Regions from separate parts of the Homo sapiens genome. Here regions 1, 3, 4 and 5 are each linked to region 2. A link is a contact called in ENCODE Hi-C or POLR2A ChIA-PET data. All regions are on one chromosome and are shown on one strand. Each heading gives the region's core, a stretch centred on a gene start or an enhancer-like site at or near the end of the contact. The rest is flanking DNA. Distances are from core to core; before and after follow the strand shown. Region 1 holds the start of SSB (small RNA binding exonuclease protection factor La). Region 2 holds the start of GORASP2 (golgi reassembly stacking protein 2). Region 3 holds the start of PHOSPHO2-KLHL23 (PHOSPHO2-KLHL23 readthrough). Region 4 holds the start of UBR3 (ubiquitin protein ligase E3 component n-recognin 3). Region 5 holds the start of DLX1 (distal-less homeobox 1).

Evidence for each region. Hi-C counts contacts between places; a loop is a spot of excess contacts on that map. ChIA-PET counts read pairs that join two places held with the same protein, here RNA polymerase II (POLR2A). Pooled maps may share reads with other maps.
Region 1: a map of naive thymus-derived CD4-positive, alpha-beta T cell shows a loop between it and region 2 (25-fold over the local background). The contact joins the promoter of SSB here to the promoter of GORASP2 in region 2. A Hi-C loop is called at or near these places in 1 of 168 maps with a recorded cell type or tissue (naive thymus-derived CD4-positive, alpha-beta T cell), 2 of 37 single-sample maps with no recorded cell type and 9 of 50 pooled maps. POLR2A ChIA-PET finds 5 or more read pairs at or near these places in 2 of 52 experiments (CD4-positive, alpha-beta memory T cell and activated CD8-positive, alpha-beta memory T cell).
Region 3: a map of uterus shows a loop between it and region 2 (9-fold over the local background). The contact joins the promoter of PHOSPHO2-KLHL23 here to the promoter of GORASP2 in region 2. A Hi-C loop is called at or near these places in 3 of 168 maps with a recorded cell type or tissue (CD4-positive, alpha-beta memory T cell, CD8-positive, alpha-beta T cell and uterus) and 10 of 50 pooled maps. POLR2A ChIA-PET finds 5 or more read pairs at or near these places in 2 of 52 experiments (OCI-LY7 and WTC11).
Region 4: a map of CD8-positive, alpha-beta T cell shows a loop between it and region 2 (7-fold over the local background). The contact joins the promoter of UBR3 here to the promoter of GORASP2 in region 2. A Hi-C loop is called at or near these places in 3 of 168 maps with a recorded cell type or tissue (CD8-positive, alpha-beta T cell and naive thymus-derived CD4-positive, alpha-beta T cell), 3 of 37 single-sample maps with no recorded cell type and 19 of 50 pooled maps. POLR2A ChIA-PET finds 5 or more read pairs at or near these places in 1 of 52 experiments (HEK293).
Region 5: a map with no recorded cell type shows a loop between it and region 2 (4-fold over the local background). The contact joins the promoter of DLX1 here to the promoter of GORASP2 in region 2. A Hi-C loop is called at or near these places in 2 of 168 maps with a recorded cell type or tissue (CD4-positive, alpha-beta memory T cell and ascending aorta), 3 of 37 single-sample maps with no recorded cell type and 5 of 50 pooled maps. POLR2A ChIA-PET finds 5 or more read pairs at or near these places in 3 of 52 experiments (K562, MCF 10A and OCI-LY7).

Annotation. Positions count from the first base shown.
Region 1 is chr2:169,797,541-169,800,240 of GRCh38, reverse strand. It overlaps SSB (small RNA binding exonuclease protection factor La), which reads right to left and starts at 1,370. Exons shown (of 12, transcript NM_003142.5): 1 at 1,265-1,370. RefSeq lists a silencer at 936-1,135 and an enhancer at 1,087-1,587.
Region 2 is chr2:170,927,847-170,930,546 of GRCh38, reverse strand. It overlaps GORASP2 (golgi reassembly stacking protein 2), which reads right to left and starts at 1,294. Exons shown (of 10, transcript NM_015530.5): 1 at 1,144-1,294. The coding sequence starts at 1,206. RefSeq lists a silencer at 816-1,515.
Region 3 is chr2:169,693,073-169,695,772 of GRCh38, reverse strand. PHOSPHO2-KLHL23 (PHOSPHO2-KLHL23 readthrough) reads right to left here and starts at 1,304. Exons shown (of 5, transcript NR_144936.2): 1 at 1,151-1,304; 2 at 526-558. It overlaps CFAP210 (cilia and flagella associated protein 210), which reads left to right and starts at 1,368. Exons shown (of 9, transcript NM_001085447.2): 1 at 1,368-1,512. The coding sequence starts at 1,446. PHOSPHO2 (phosphatase, orphan 2) reads right to left here and starts at 1,304. Exons shown (of 4, transcript NM_001008489.4): 1 at 1,151-1,304; 2 at 526-558. RefSeq lists a silencer at 996-1,275 and an enhancer at 1,406-1,585.
Region 4 is chr2:169,826,113-169,828,812 of GRCh38, reverse strand. UBR3 (ubiquitin protein ligase E3 component n-recognin 3) reads right to left here and starts at 1,359. Exons shown (of 39, transcript NM_172070.4): 1 at 761-1,359. The coding sequence starts at 1,305. RefSeq lists silencers at 616-745, 1,006-1,565.
Region 5 is chr2:172,084,144-172,086,843 of GRCh38, reverse strand. DLX1 (distal-less homeobox 1) reads right to left here and starts at 1,337. Exons shown (of 3, transcript NM_178120.5): 1 at 854-1,337; 2 at 1-190. The coding sequence starts at 1,166. RefSeq lists enhancers at 466-1,077, 1,109-1,228, 1,078-1,691, 1,692-2,303, 2,304-2,700 and a silencer at 1,509-1,618.

The sequences.
Region 1 (2,700 bases), core at 121-2,620, 1.1 Mb after region 2:
TTTAAAATGTAGTCACAACTGACTTACCCAAACCTTGTTACCAAGTTAGACATCATAACTTTAAGGTGAAAAATGTTACAGTTCCTTAGATACTCTATGCTAAGGAACATACGAAAACAAAAATGGGAGAATGTGGTCATACTAACACAACATTAAACTGGGGAGTATGCCTACTAATTTACTAATACATTGGATAGCCAGTTTCCTGTTTCGTATTCCTGACATTAGCACTGCAATGAAAAAAGGAAGCTGTGCTATTAGTTTGCTAGAAATTACAAACCAAGTCTTCTACTTACAAAGTACTTGCCTCCAGGACTCTACTAAGCCACCCAGTCATCCCAACTGTACAAAAGTTATGTGAACAAATCATCGAGAATATTGCCATTAGTTGACTCTAGTTATGAACTGATGTAGGTACACTTCCTGGAAGCATCCCCTGACACACTGCAATTGCATTCGATACCATGGATACACATAGGAAGCACTTGCAACGGGGTACTGTGTGATCCACATCCCCCTAGAGAAATTACTCAATTTTATGCATTGTCTTGTCTATCACAATCTACACTCCTAAGTTACTACCGTGATCTAGGGCCCCCTACAAAGCAAACGATGAAATAAAATAACTATTTAGACCCTGCAAAACCTATTTGGCCTAATTTTGGAACTGCGTTTCATCAGATACTTTTCCAGAATGTACGACTGTAAATGAAATATTACCCACGTTTTCCCGTTTCACACTGAAACCTGATGTGAGCGATGAAGGCCCTAACAGACCAAAAGAGTGACGCTGGTGTACATCTGCGGCCCAAAGTTCTTTGGCCTCCAGTCAGTCCCATAGGCTCCACAGAACCCTCCGGCGTTTACCCCGTGCCCACCTCCCCAGAAACTTTACAGAGATGGCCACAAGCCTTCGGTGAGACTAGAAGGCGGTGGAGGTAAAAAAAAAAAAAAAAAAAAAAGACGCAATGGGGATGAGGGCAGCCACAGTCCCGTCTCTAAGCAACCGCGGAACTGCCTGGGCACCAGCCACGTGCGGGGAACCCCAGGATCCCGCATTCCTCGCGGGGGCAGCCTCGCCGCCGCCCGCGCCCCCTCGGCTCCGCCGCCTCCGGCTGCGGCCCACGCGGCGCTCGGCCTGAACGTGAGGAAGGCGAGGGGCGGACGGACGCCGCGAGAAGCAGTAAAGAACGGAAACGCGCAGTCGCGCACCAGCAAAGCGGACCCTTTTGTAGCTTCTCATTAGCCACCGAGAGTTACTCACCTTTAAGGTTCCGGCCCACAGAAGCCGCGCCACAGGCTCACAAACAGCAACAGCAACGACTCCACCTCCCAGCGCCGCCGGCCAGCCTAAAGCGCTCCAAGAAGATGGGGACCGTCCCGGCAGCTCTTGCGGCCTGGGTGGGCAGGGCCACGGACGAGGTGGAGCGGTCCCTGTGCTCTGAGCATGCGCGGCTGCCGGGGCCTCCCAGGGACCCTGGAGTCCCGCCCTCAATCCCAAACAGATTGGGTTAAAAAGTACTCCAGGTTGTAGGGGAATGGCTGCTAGTTTGTGTTAGTATAAACATTTATTTTTAAGTATTTCTGGACGGCGTCTGTACCCCAGCCCTTCCTTTGGCCCTCCATTCATGTGAAGTGCTTTGGGTTTTTTTTCAGATATTTTCCAAAAATGTGTGTGAATACACACACACATCGTGTTGTAGTAGTTCTCAAAAAAAAAAAAAGGACAAGTGAAATTTAAAAAAAAAATCAAAGATCCATGAAATCTTAGAGTTTTGAAAACAATACAGTACAGCGTGTAAAAACTGGGTGTCTGGAATCAGACTGCCTGCTTCAAATAATGGTCCTCCTGCTGTGAAACTGTGATCTTGGACAAGTTGTTCAACTTCTCTGTTCCTCAGGTATAAATAGGGCCGGTAATAAATACTACCTAGTTCATACAATTGCTGTGAGTATTCAACTTGATGCAATATTGTCAACCTAAAGGGAAAAACTGAGGCAAAATTAATATAAGTAGACAGTTTATTTGAGCCAAGTTTGAGGACTGCCACATGAGAGCATGGATTCAAATTGCCCTGAATATATGCTCTGATTAGCAGCACTTACAAGTAGCTTTTAAAGAAAAAAGAAGAGGCAGTTCCTAAATTGTTTACCGATAACTTACATTACAATAACAAGCTATTGATTGGCTATACATTCTTCTTTGTATCACAAATTCGAAGAACATGAAAATGGATGAAGCAGGTAGTAAGGGACAAAGTGACTTGAAACAATTGCCCCCCAAGCATGGCGACTGATATAGTTTGGTTCTGTGTCCCCACACAAATCTCATCTCGAATTGTAATCCCCATAATCCCCAAGTGTGGAGGGGAGGAACCACACACAGGGTGGGAGGTGACTGGATCATGGGGATGGTTTCCCCCATGCTGTTCTCCTGGTGGTTTTATAGGGCAGTTTTCCCTGCTCTTGCTCGCTCCCTCTCACCTGCCACTGTGTAAGACATGCCTCTTCCCCTTCCACCATGATTGTAAATTTCCTGAGGTCTCCCCAGACATGCGGAACTATGAGTCAATTAAACCTCTTTTCTTTATGAATTACCGAGTCTTGGGTATGTCTTTATTGCAGTATGAGAACTAACTAATACAGGGGTGTAGGGACATGACTGAAGTCCCAAACTCATATCTCTCTGTGCCTGATAAA
Region 2 (2,700 bases), core at 45-2,544:
TATCACATAGACAGCTGGGCAATTTAAGAATGTGTCTCACCTAAAACATGGGACCCAGGGCAGGAAATGAAGGTAGCACCAGGAAGTGCACTCTCTTACTTTCAGTGAAAACGTTCTTGCCTGTGAGGAGCTAATATTGAGTGACACTCTATTACACCCCTAAATGGCGCTACACGCTGCGGCCACTCTGTTGACTGTTCATGTTAACACTCACACAGGTGTCACAGCAAACAACCATCAATGCTACTTCTAAAGTCGCCCGGTTCCATGAGGAAAAGACCACATGCTTTGTACCACCCAGGCCCAGGCCGTTCATAGGTAGGGGCTTAGCTGACGCCTTTTGAGATACTATGTTTCTCTGCGTCCTGGAAGTTAAGCTAGGGTTGTTTTCCTTTATATACTCCGATTTTTAAAAAAAATTTCTCTGCACTACCTCTTTACCACTGTGGATCTAAACCTTATAATCTAAACCACACCCTCAGCAATCGGAACAGAACGGAAGTTCCCACTCCAGGAAATCTTGAGAAGGTTTGGGAGGGTCAGGAGTGGCACGGGAAAGGAAAAGTCTGGTCAAAATCAAGTCTGTTTAAGTCCGTCGAACCTACTTCCAGGCCATTTGGTTTTCCGTCTCCTGCCCTGCTGGTCTTTCAGGCCACTCGGCCGGCGCCGAGGTGATTTAACACCTGCCGCCGCAGGCCCCGCCTCCGGACTGCGGGTCCGGATCCCTCTCCTAGGAAAGCGCAAAGGCTGCCTTCACAGTCACCACTTTGGAGACGTTGCCTCCGCGCCCTTCCTAACTTTGGAAGCTAAAAATGAGGGGGGGTGGAGGAGAGAGAAGGCCGTGCGGAAAAAGAGCAAGGTTGTCCCCCCTTCCCAGGGCCGCCCCCTGGCCGAGTCGCCGGCAGCCGCCTCCAGCTCCAGCCCGTCCTCCTACAGCCGCGGACCCCGTGCCCAGGGCGCTCCGCGGAGGTGGGATGCGAGCGGCCTCCGGAACCAGCCTCGACCAAGGCAGCGCCCGCGACCGCCGCTCCTTCGCGGGATCGGGCCTGGCTGCCCCGTGAAGGAGCCCATGGGGGCCTCCGCCTCCCCGCGGCCGGCCCCGCCTCCAGCCCGCAGCTCCCCGGCCGCCGTCGGAGCCCTTACCCGCAGAACGTGGTAGCCCTCGGTGCCCCCGCCCGGGATCTCGACGCTTTGCGAGGAGCCCATGGCGGCGGGCGATCGGTGTGGCCGAGCCGGGCTCCGCGCTGCTCCCGCCCCCAGCGCACCGCCTGCTCTAATCCTCCGCGTAGCACTTGGGACGTGGCACTCGCTGCCGCCGGAGAGCCGGGCCGCACAGCCCGCCGGGAGATCGTCTCTGCTGCAGCCCGGGCCGCTGCGACGCCGCAGACAGCGCCACCTGCCGCGAGCCACTGGAAGGGGCCCGAGCGCTCGCGGGCCGGGAGGGCGGAGAGGGAGGGCCGGAGGAGGACTGGGAGGCACCGCGTCGTGCTCGCGAGAGAACAGAAATGCGCTTCCCCCAGCTTTGGCGCCTTGCTACGGGGCCCTGGATTGGACTAGATTTATGCAGACGCGTTCCCGCTCGCCTGAAAGAACACATACTTGGTTGCAGGTCCCCCTGGTGGCCAGAGGCGGGGAAAGGGCTGCTGATGAACAGGAGCGAACTCAACACACACCAAGCTCTCTGTTCTCCGGGTGTGTAGGTATTTTCCCAAACTGTACAGCTGAGGGGAATAGTGGCCTCCTGTGGGCTGCCTAGCATCTGCTCAGCTAAATTTTATAAAAGGAAACGCTCCCTTTATAAAACAGTAGTCTCACAGAGTCACCTACCAACTTCTTTTTTGGTTTGGGTTTGTTTTTTTTTCTTCCTCCCTAATTGTGAGAATAAGATTAGAGGATTGGTCATAATCAGAGCGATGCCAGCGTGGGAAGCACGGTTGGATTTCCCTGGCATTCCACCACCTGCTGCTGCTCGGTTCCCCGTCCTACCTCCTTCAGGTAGCCAGGTCGTATTCATGCTTATTCCGTTGTCGTATTCCGTTGCTGCTTTTGCCCCTTACGTGTACTCCCTCTGAAACCCCTAGTTGCTTTGTGGTCAGTTGGACTGATGTTGCGTCAACCAGGTATTATGTGGATTCCTATGTGATGCAATGTAAAGTACGTGCTATCGCCCATGAAGTATTCTAGCCCAAGGTGGTTAACTTGCCTCTATGGCATCTTGAGTTTGATGTTTACAGGAAGTAAGGGGAATTGAGGAGCAAGTAAAATGACACCACAGGGAACCAGGCAAATACAGGAAGTGGGCCTTCCTTCAGGACAGCTGGCCAGTTCTCTTTGTCGAGTCAGAGTCCTATGAAAGGGCCTATGCCAGATTAAAAGGAACCCGAAGAATATAACCAAGAGACACATTGCAAGGGCTTGAGTTGGGGGCCAACTTGGAGAAATAAGCGTAAAGGACATTTTTGGTTCATTTGGAGAAATTTGAATATGTACTGAGTATTAGAAGAGTAGTTATTCACATGGAAACGTGGAAATTATTGTCTTTTTTAAAAGCTGGTTACAAGACGGGATGTGTCTGTAGACAAAATGAAAAACATGTCCTCAAAATACAGATTAATATGTATGTATGCATATGAAGATGTGGGAGGAGAATATGAACCAAGGGTTACAGTGGTGATCTCTGGGTGGTGACAGAGATATTTT
Region 3 (2,700 bases), core at 55-2,554, 1.2 Mb after region 2:
CTGGCTACTGCTGGGAGTAATTCATTCCTGAAATGAATAGTCTTGTGTCTTCCATGAAACTGCCAGGCTAAGTTAGCCTGCAAACAGGGTAAAAATCTCTGTTCCTTCCCAGTTCTTGAAACTTTTTTTTTTTTTGAGACGGAGTCTCGCTCTGTCGCCCAGGCTGGAGTGCAGTGGCACGATGGTCGGCTCACTGCAAGCTCCGCCTCCCAGGTTCACGCCATTCTCCTGCCTCAGCCTCCAGAGTACCTGGAACTACAGGCGCCCGCCACCACGCCTGGCTAATTTTTTTGTATTTTTGCTAGAGACAGGGTTTCACCGTGTTAGCCAGGATGGTCTCGATCTCCTGACCTCGTGATCCGCCCGCCTCGGCCTCCCAAAGTGCTGGGATTACAGGCGTGAGCCACCGCGCCTGGCCCCCAGTTCTTGACACTTTTTAAGGTATAGTTCCAAAAACCTACCAGCGCTGTATGTGCACAAACTAATTTCTGTCTTCAAATATTTTCTTAATTATTCCATACTTACCAGCATTATTACGTGGAACATCTGATAGAAAACCTAAAGAAAAATAGCACGACTATGTGTTAGAACATTCGTTATTAAAAATCTTTTTGTTCTTTCATTTTGAGAGACTCCAATTTGGTGCATTATGTGTACACGTCAGAGCCAACTTGTTAGTAATGAAGTTATCTGTACATCAATGTGTTAGAAAAGCATCTTTTGAAACCAAACGCGCAGCTACTCCTAACAGATTTCTGTGGTCATGTATTTACCAAGAAATTTAAAATATCTCAAAGGTCCTAACGTAAATATTCTAAGCATATCATTACGTTTTAACATTCCTATTTTTAAAAAACTTGGCCCCATCTAGTCCTGACCATGCCTCAGAAACCAAAGGATTAAAAAAACAGCGTTTATGTCAGCGAATCCGCGGGTTTTTATAGTTAAGGGAGGGCTTTGCTCCTCACACTCCACCCGCGAGGAGATCTGCGGACGCACACACCACGCCTAGGCCTCGCGCGCTCACACACCTGCCGGCTCCACCCCGAGGGTAGGCATCGGACCCAATCGGGGGTCGTCCCCCATGGGGAGCGCGCAGGTGGGGATGGGAGTAGCAGGCAGGGCGGGGGCCCACGGGCTTCTCACTGACCCAGTCCCGCCGTCGGCAGCCGCCCCGGCGCCCGTGACGCTCCTGCGGGTTCAGTCCTTTGGCCTCGCCCCACGCCTGCCCTCTCGGCAGCCCCACTCACAAGCCCAGCTCGCAAGCGCAGGCGCCTCTCTTCTCTAGCCCGACCGCCAACTGCAGCACCTCCCTTGTTCCTCGGCTACGGCTGGCGTCACTTCCGGCGGCGTTGCCAAGCAACCGCGTGGTACGAGTAACAACTCCACCGGCTGGCGTCCGCGGCGCTTGGCGCCACAGTCACTTTTCCAGATCTAGGAGCATCATGGACACCTCGTCAGAGATGCTGGTACGGTTTGGACGGCGCTGTGGACGGGCGAAGGAAAGTACAGGTGAGCTAAACTGACCTATCCAGGGACAGGGATTGTTTCTGGACCCCCGGCATGGAGTGAGAGGCGAGGATGCCGAATGAGGGCTTCAGTTGCCTTTTGAAATGGACTCCACCAGGTCGAAAGCATCCTCAATAAGCATCTTTGGGCTCTGTGTGAAGTTAGGCCGTCTTGCCCTCAGGTGAATGGGTGAAGGAGGGAAACGGGGAGTGGAAGTGGGTGGGAGAATGTTTACAGAAATAGGGGTGGAGAAAAGATAGGAAATCAGAGACCCCCACCCCCAGCCCCAGCTGACCTAAAACTGCGCAGTTGCAGCTCTGAGAGTCTGGGTTTTGTTAAATTTCCCGCACGCTTAAAGTTTGTTATTCACTGATTGAATTGGAATATCTCTTGGAAATATAAGTCACCTCTTTAGAGGCTTGGCTCTTCTGCAAACCTGCTGATTGGTCTTTACTAAAAGTCTCTGAAGGAAATATCTCCATTTCCTCCTCTCTAAAGTAAATATAAGGTCTCTCTCTAAGTCAAATGCTTTTAGAGAGTTAAAAAAAAATCGTGTGACATAAAGTACTGTAATTCAGGTGACCTGTTATAACAATTTGATTTTGGAATAGAAATAGACTTCTAAAGAACTCTATCAATTCTAGCTACAACAGTTTCTTACGTCTGTAAATTAGCAATTAATGTTGTCATGGTGACAACTAGAACTTTGGCAATTTGAAGTATCTTCATGTCATTGCCCGAGCTTCTGTAGCAATAGTGCCCCCTGCACCAGATGCAGAGTGACAGCCAGTCATTCTTCACTAGTGGATATTTATGCAGTGGAGGTTTTATGAGGTTAGCAGCGGACTTTTGCCATGTAAAAGGAAAGAAACAGTACCAACATGGCCAGTTTTGGAAAAGCACAATTAGTCCCACACATTCACTTTCCTGCATATGCATTTCTGCACTACCTGGTTTAGATTTACCTAATAGTTGTTAAATAATGTTTTGTGGCAACTAGCTCAAAAGCTTCCACCTGAGCCTCACTGCTAAATTTTAATCTCCATTTTTAGGGGAAGGCTAAGTTGGAGAGAGGTTCAGAGATGTGTGCAGCTATTAGTAAAATAAATAATTTATAAAGATTTAGTGGGATGACATCAGCCAGAATGGTGAAATAGGATCTATGCCTGAAATCCTCTCCTCCATAAAATC
Region 4 (2,700 bases), core at 110-2,609, 1.1 Mb after region 2:
AACAAAGTGCCCTTAACTGGAGAAGACCTAACACTTGATTCCTGGTTCGCTCAGTATTTTGTTTGTTCTCCTGGTATGGAGGGTATTCTGTAACTGACTGCTCAGTAGCCCAATTCTAAATGTCATTCCAGCATACCAAATAATCCACTGACAGCTCAACAGTCACTTTTCATGCAGGCCCCTCCCCTTCCCTCCTCCCTCAACCCTCAAGAGCTCCTTCTCTCACAGTGACAGACACACTGGCAGTTCAGAAGACCTTTTCCTCAAGCGTCCTTCCCTGCACGTACAAGACCACCTCCCCAGCTCTCATCATCCCGCGAGCCAATACGGTCCCCAATAACATCCCCTCCCAGCCAATCCAAATCACAACCTAAGTCTCTTCCCAAGAACCAGGCTTTACAGCCTTTCCCAACAAGTACACACTTGACAGCTCGACACGAGCTTCCCCAAAAATCATTTCCCCTCACTCCCCTCCTACCCCATACACTGGCTCTTTTCTCGCTATCATTTACCCACCCTGGCTTCCCCAAAATTCACAGCCCGGTTTCCTAAACATGCTCTCCGCTCTCCTCTCCCCTCCTTCTCCTCCCCACCCCCTTTCCACCGCTGACAGCTCAGTCACCTCCATCCCCCTGTGGCTGCACCCTCCCCCGCACCCTCCCCTTGACAGCTCAGAGTGGGCTCCCAGTGCTCCGCTCCAGGCCCTCCCGCGACGTCCCCGGCCCAGGGTCGCCTCGCCCGCGGGGAGGGCTCCACTCACCCGCTCTCCCGCATCACGTTGCTGTCCCCGCAGTCGCAGGCGCCCCCGGCCTGGCTGCGGAACATGTTGAAGTCGTGTCCGGTGTGGTCGCCCTGGTGGAAGCACTCGGCGCACAGCGACATGCAGGGCGAGATGCCGCACGTCCGGCAGCGGTAGGCCACGAAGTTGGCTGTCCAGACCAGGCCGCAGAGCGCCGCGGGATCGTAGGCCCGCACCGCCGCGCAGAACTCGTCGTAGCCGCCGCCGCCCGCCAGAAGGCACTTACACCACTCCAGGGCCTCCTCCTCGGCCGCCCCCGGACCGCCCCCGCCTCCGGCCGCCGCCGCGTCCTCGCCGCCGGCAGCCGCGGCCAGCGGCCGCTCGGCGCTCAGCACCCGCTCCAGCAGCGCCTGCAGCTCCTCAGCACCTGCGCGGTTGTCCGGCCGGCTGAGGGCCGCCTTGAGGTGCGCGGCGGTGGCCGCCTTGTCTAGGGCCAGCCCCGGCGCGGGCAGCTCGGGCTGTGACGGCTGCTGGCCCCCGACGGCCGCCGCGGCCGCCGCCGCCATGATGAGAGCTCAGAATTTGGAGAGTCCAGGGCCAGCGGCTCCTCCAGGGAGAGTGAGGGAATAGACTGCTGCGATTGCTCGGCCCGCCCAACTCTCGCGATACCCGGAGCGTCCGCGCTCCTCCGCCCGCAGCCCCGCCCCTACACACGCCCCCTCGGGCTGCAGAGCCTTCCTCCCGCCCCTCTCTCCTGGGCGCCTGTGGACCAAGCTAGGCTCCCAACTTTCTAAGTTAAGAGCTACTGAAATAAAGTACTCACCTTATAGGAAATCTTTAATAAGGGCAATTATTTCTTTATTTGCATAGACTACAGGAATTATTCACATCATCTTTCAGATGTACTTTAGGCATCTGCATTTTGTCTGAGATGTACATTCCTACTGTTATCAAAGTCCAGCGGGCGACAGAATGAAACCCCAACTTAAGGAAAACAAAAACTGTAGGAAAAGCAATCCAAAGAAGAACAGAAGGCCAGGCGCGGTGGCTCACGCCTGTAATCCCAGCACTTTGGGAGGCCGAGGCAGGCGGATTACTTGAGGTGAGGAGTTTGAGATCAGCCTGGCTGACATGGTGAAACCCTGTCTCTACTAAAAATACAAAAATTAGCCGGGCATGGTGGCGCACGCCTGTAATCCCAGCTACTCCGGAGGCTGAGGCAGGAGAATCACTTGAACCCAGGAGGCGGGGGTTGTAGTGAGCCGAGATCGCGCCACTGCACTCCAGCCTGGGTGACAAAGCGAGACTCCGTCTCTAAAAACAACAACAACAACAACAACAACAAAGAAGAACAGGAGTGTTTCCAATCCATAACCTTGTGTTTGAAATGAATGAAACATAATTAAAACAGGTTATTCCTGGTCTTCTACATGAGTTAAGTATGTCACGATCATCATATAACAGTGATAAGTTAAATTTGCTCAATAATTTTACGAATCACTAAATTATAAACTAAATAAAACTTTATGTATTAACTTTACATGCTAAAACTTTGTATGTTTTAACTCATTTGATTCTCATAACAGATAACTTTGAATTCTGCTATTCCTAGAAGTAGCAGCCTCAGACACTTCTCTACTTCGTCATCGTCCATTCACTCTTTTTCTTCTTCCTATAATAATGCAAAGAGGTGTCCATCCACAGGCTTAAACGCAATCCTGCAATCCTTTTACTTAACCACTGGATCCTGCCTTCTCAGGATCCCAACTCCATCCAATATCCTCTTGCATTTTTAACCCCTCTCTTTCTATTAGCTCAATTCTTGTCAGAATTTGTCTCCTCCTGTCTTAAAAATAATTGAAAAAATAATAAAGCTTCCCCCATTACTAAGCATCCAACCATTCTTTTCGTAGGCCACCTTTCTCTTTCTCTTTCTTTTCTTCTTTCTTTTTTTTTTTTTT
Region 5 (2,700 bases), core at 88-2,587, 1.2 Mb before region 2:
GTGAGTCCCAAAGAGGCCGCGAGCTCCGCCCTCTCCGGCAGAGCTAGGTACTGAGTTTGCTGGAACCTCCGGTTCAAAGCCTGCAACTGCAAACTGGAATAAATCGTCCTGGGTTTACGGATCTTTTTTCCCTTGCCATTGAAGCGCACTTCACCGCCTTCCACCACCGTGCTCTTCTCCGAGTCCGCCCCTGGAGGGACAGCAGAAGTAGGGCCCGTTGTTAATACGAGGGGCCGCCTTTAGTGCGAACAGCCGAGAGCGAGTGGCTACCGAAGGGTGGCGGAGGCAGCACCAGGGAGAGAACGTTCAAGAAACTCTGAAAGCCAGGGAAGGGTCCCCCAAAATCCGAGGGCCTGTCCCGGGACGCTGCAGGAGGGATAGAGCCGTTCCCAGGAGCTCAGCTCCTGCCTTTGCAGGGAAAGTTTGCTATTTTTGCAGGCGGTAGTTGAGGTTTAATTACCCTTAATTGCATACATTGTTTATAGCGCTACGCAATAAATAATTACCGAGACTAATACGTGCACATGTGGGTTTCTGTTTTCCAGCGGGGCATTGTGTGCTCTGCACACCGAGCCGCCCAGAGGCCCAGCCAGTGCCAGGAGACGCTCTGGGATTTATCCTTGGCTGGATAGTTGCAAATTGAGGGAATTTTTAAAAAAATTTATTTGCTGTGACAAGGATCTATAGATTGATATTCGAAACCTCCACTGCTCCCGCGCCCTCCCCACCCCCACCCCACCTCGCTCTCCTCTCTTCTCTTTCTCTCTCTCTCCCTCTCCTCTTCTCCCCCGCTCCTTCTTTCCCTCTCTCCCTTGTACCTCCTCCTCTCCCTCTCCCTGGCAAGCGCACGTACCTGGGTCCTCCAGGCGGCTCTGGGCGAGGCTGGCGCTGCCCGGGTAGGACTGCACCGAACTGATGTAGGGGCTGGATGCGTGGCTGCTGACCGAGTTGACGTAGGGGTAGCCCAGCGGTCGGGAGAAGGACGAGGCTGAGCTGTAGGCGCCGTCGGGCTGCGAATGGCCCGCCGAGTGTAAACAGTGCATGGAGTAGTGCCCGTGGGACATGGGAGAAGGAGACATTTGCTGGTTGGGCGGCCCAAACTCCATAAACACCGCCTTGCCCGACACGGGGCTGTTGAGACTTTCTGGCATGGTGGTCATGGTCATCTCTTCTCGCGGGGTCTGGGTGTGGGACTTTCTCTCCTCTGCTTCCCTTTTGGGGGTCTCTATGTTTCTCAGGACAGGAAGGAACCCAATTTAAGCGGAACAGGGGTTTTCACTTTCCATTCATAAGAAAATGGAGTTTGTCTCTTTGAAAAGTCTAAGCATGATGCTGCTGAGCTCCCCAAACTCGGTTCAAAGCTTTGACTCAGCGAAGGTCATAAATATTCATGAGCTGGCGGAGCTGATTGGTCCGCTGTCTTGCATAATCACTGGGGATTGGTCCGAGGCGCTCGGGCTCCGCTGGACTAGAGCGGGCGAGGCGGCCCGGCCTCGGGTAAGACGCATCCACACTTCCCGGCCGGGGCTCCTCTGCAACAGAGCGCGCCGGGCAGGAAGCACAATGGGCTGCGGCGTCTGCGCCGGGGCCCCTGCGGCCCGCGGCTCATCGGCCTCCCGCCTCCCTCGCGCGCTTTCCTCCCCAGGAACCAACCAGCGGCTCCGCGCCGCCGCCCCCCTACCACTGTCCCCACCCTTCAGCGGTCCCTAACACCGGACACCCGGGACCGCTTCTCGTCGCTGCCACTCAGTTCGGCGCAGAGCTAGGGCGGCTCAGGAGGAGACTGACCTCTGCCTCTGGAGCGCGGAGTCGCGCACTGGGGGCGCCCGAGGCGGCCAACAGACAGAGGTTCTCCTAAGAGCCTTGTGCCTAGCGCAGCGCCTATCCGGCCGCGCCTCCCCGGTACGCTCTGCCGCATCCCTGGAGTCGGGGCTTAGGGGCCCTCCCTGCGAACTCACTCACTCGGCCGCTGCGCCAACGCCGCTGTCGCTCCCTGGGGCCCGCTCGCATTGCTCCAGGCCCAGCTGGCCACTCCAGCTCGAGGCTGCACGGGTCTGATTAAAGCAGTGCGCGTGGAGAGCCAGGAACCCGCGCTTCTCCTCCCAGGAAAGGCGGCTGCACCGCCCCCTCCCCCAACACACACATCCTCTTTCCCTCCCAGCCTTCCTCCTCCTCCCCCTCCCTTCTCCACTCCCCATGCGCGGAGAGCCCCGGGCTCACTCGCCCCGAGAGCGCGGCTCAGCGTGGAGCCCAGGGGGCCTAGGGGCTCAGATCTGCTGGAGCCACCGACGCCAGGTGGTCATTTTCCGGCCTCCTGAGGTCTAGCGCGACTTCCAGAGTTTAGGAGTCCCTGGGGGACACCGAAACCCGCAGCAAACCCAGGCCTGTGGTAGGCTCCCTTATCTATGTGTAGACGTCTCTCGTTGCCACCCAGGATCTTCCTCACCTCCAGTGGCCAAAGCGCGCGCCACCAGGCCTAGGGGGCAGGGCTAGTGGAGGCAAGATCTGCCGCTGCTCCTTCTGTCTTCTGGGGTGCTAGGTACAAAAAAGTGCACAAGAGCCCCCACCCCATCGCCACTACTACCAATACAGCCAGTCCCTCGCGGTGTGGCGTACACCACCCTGGCTGTAAGTGGATGTTGGTTCCCCATCCCGCCAGCCCCACGGTGAATCCCAAATTACTTTGTTAGGTAATTAGAA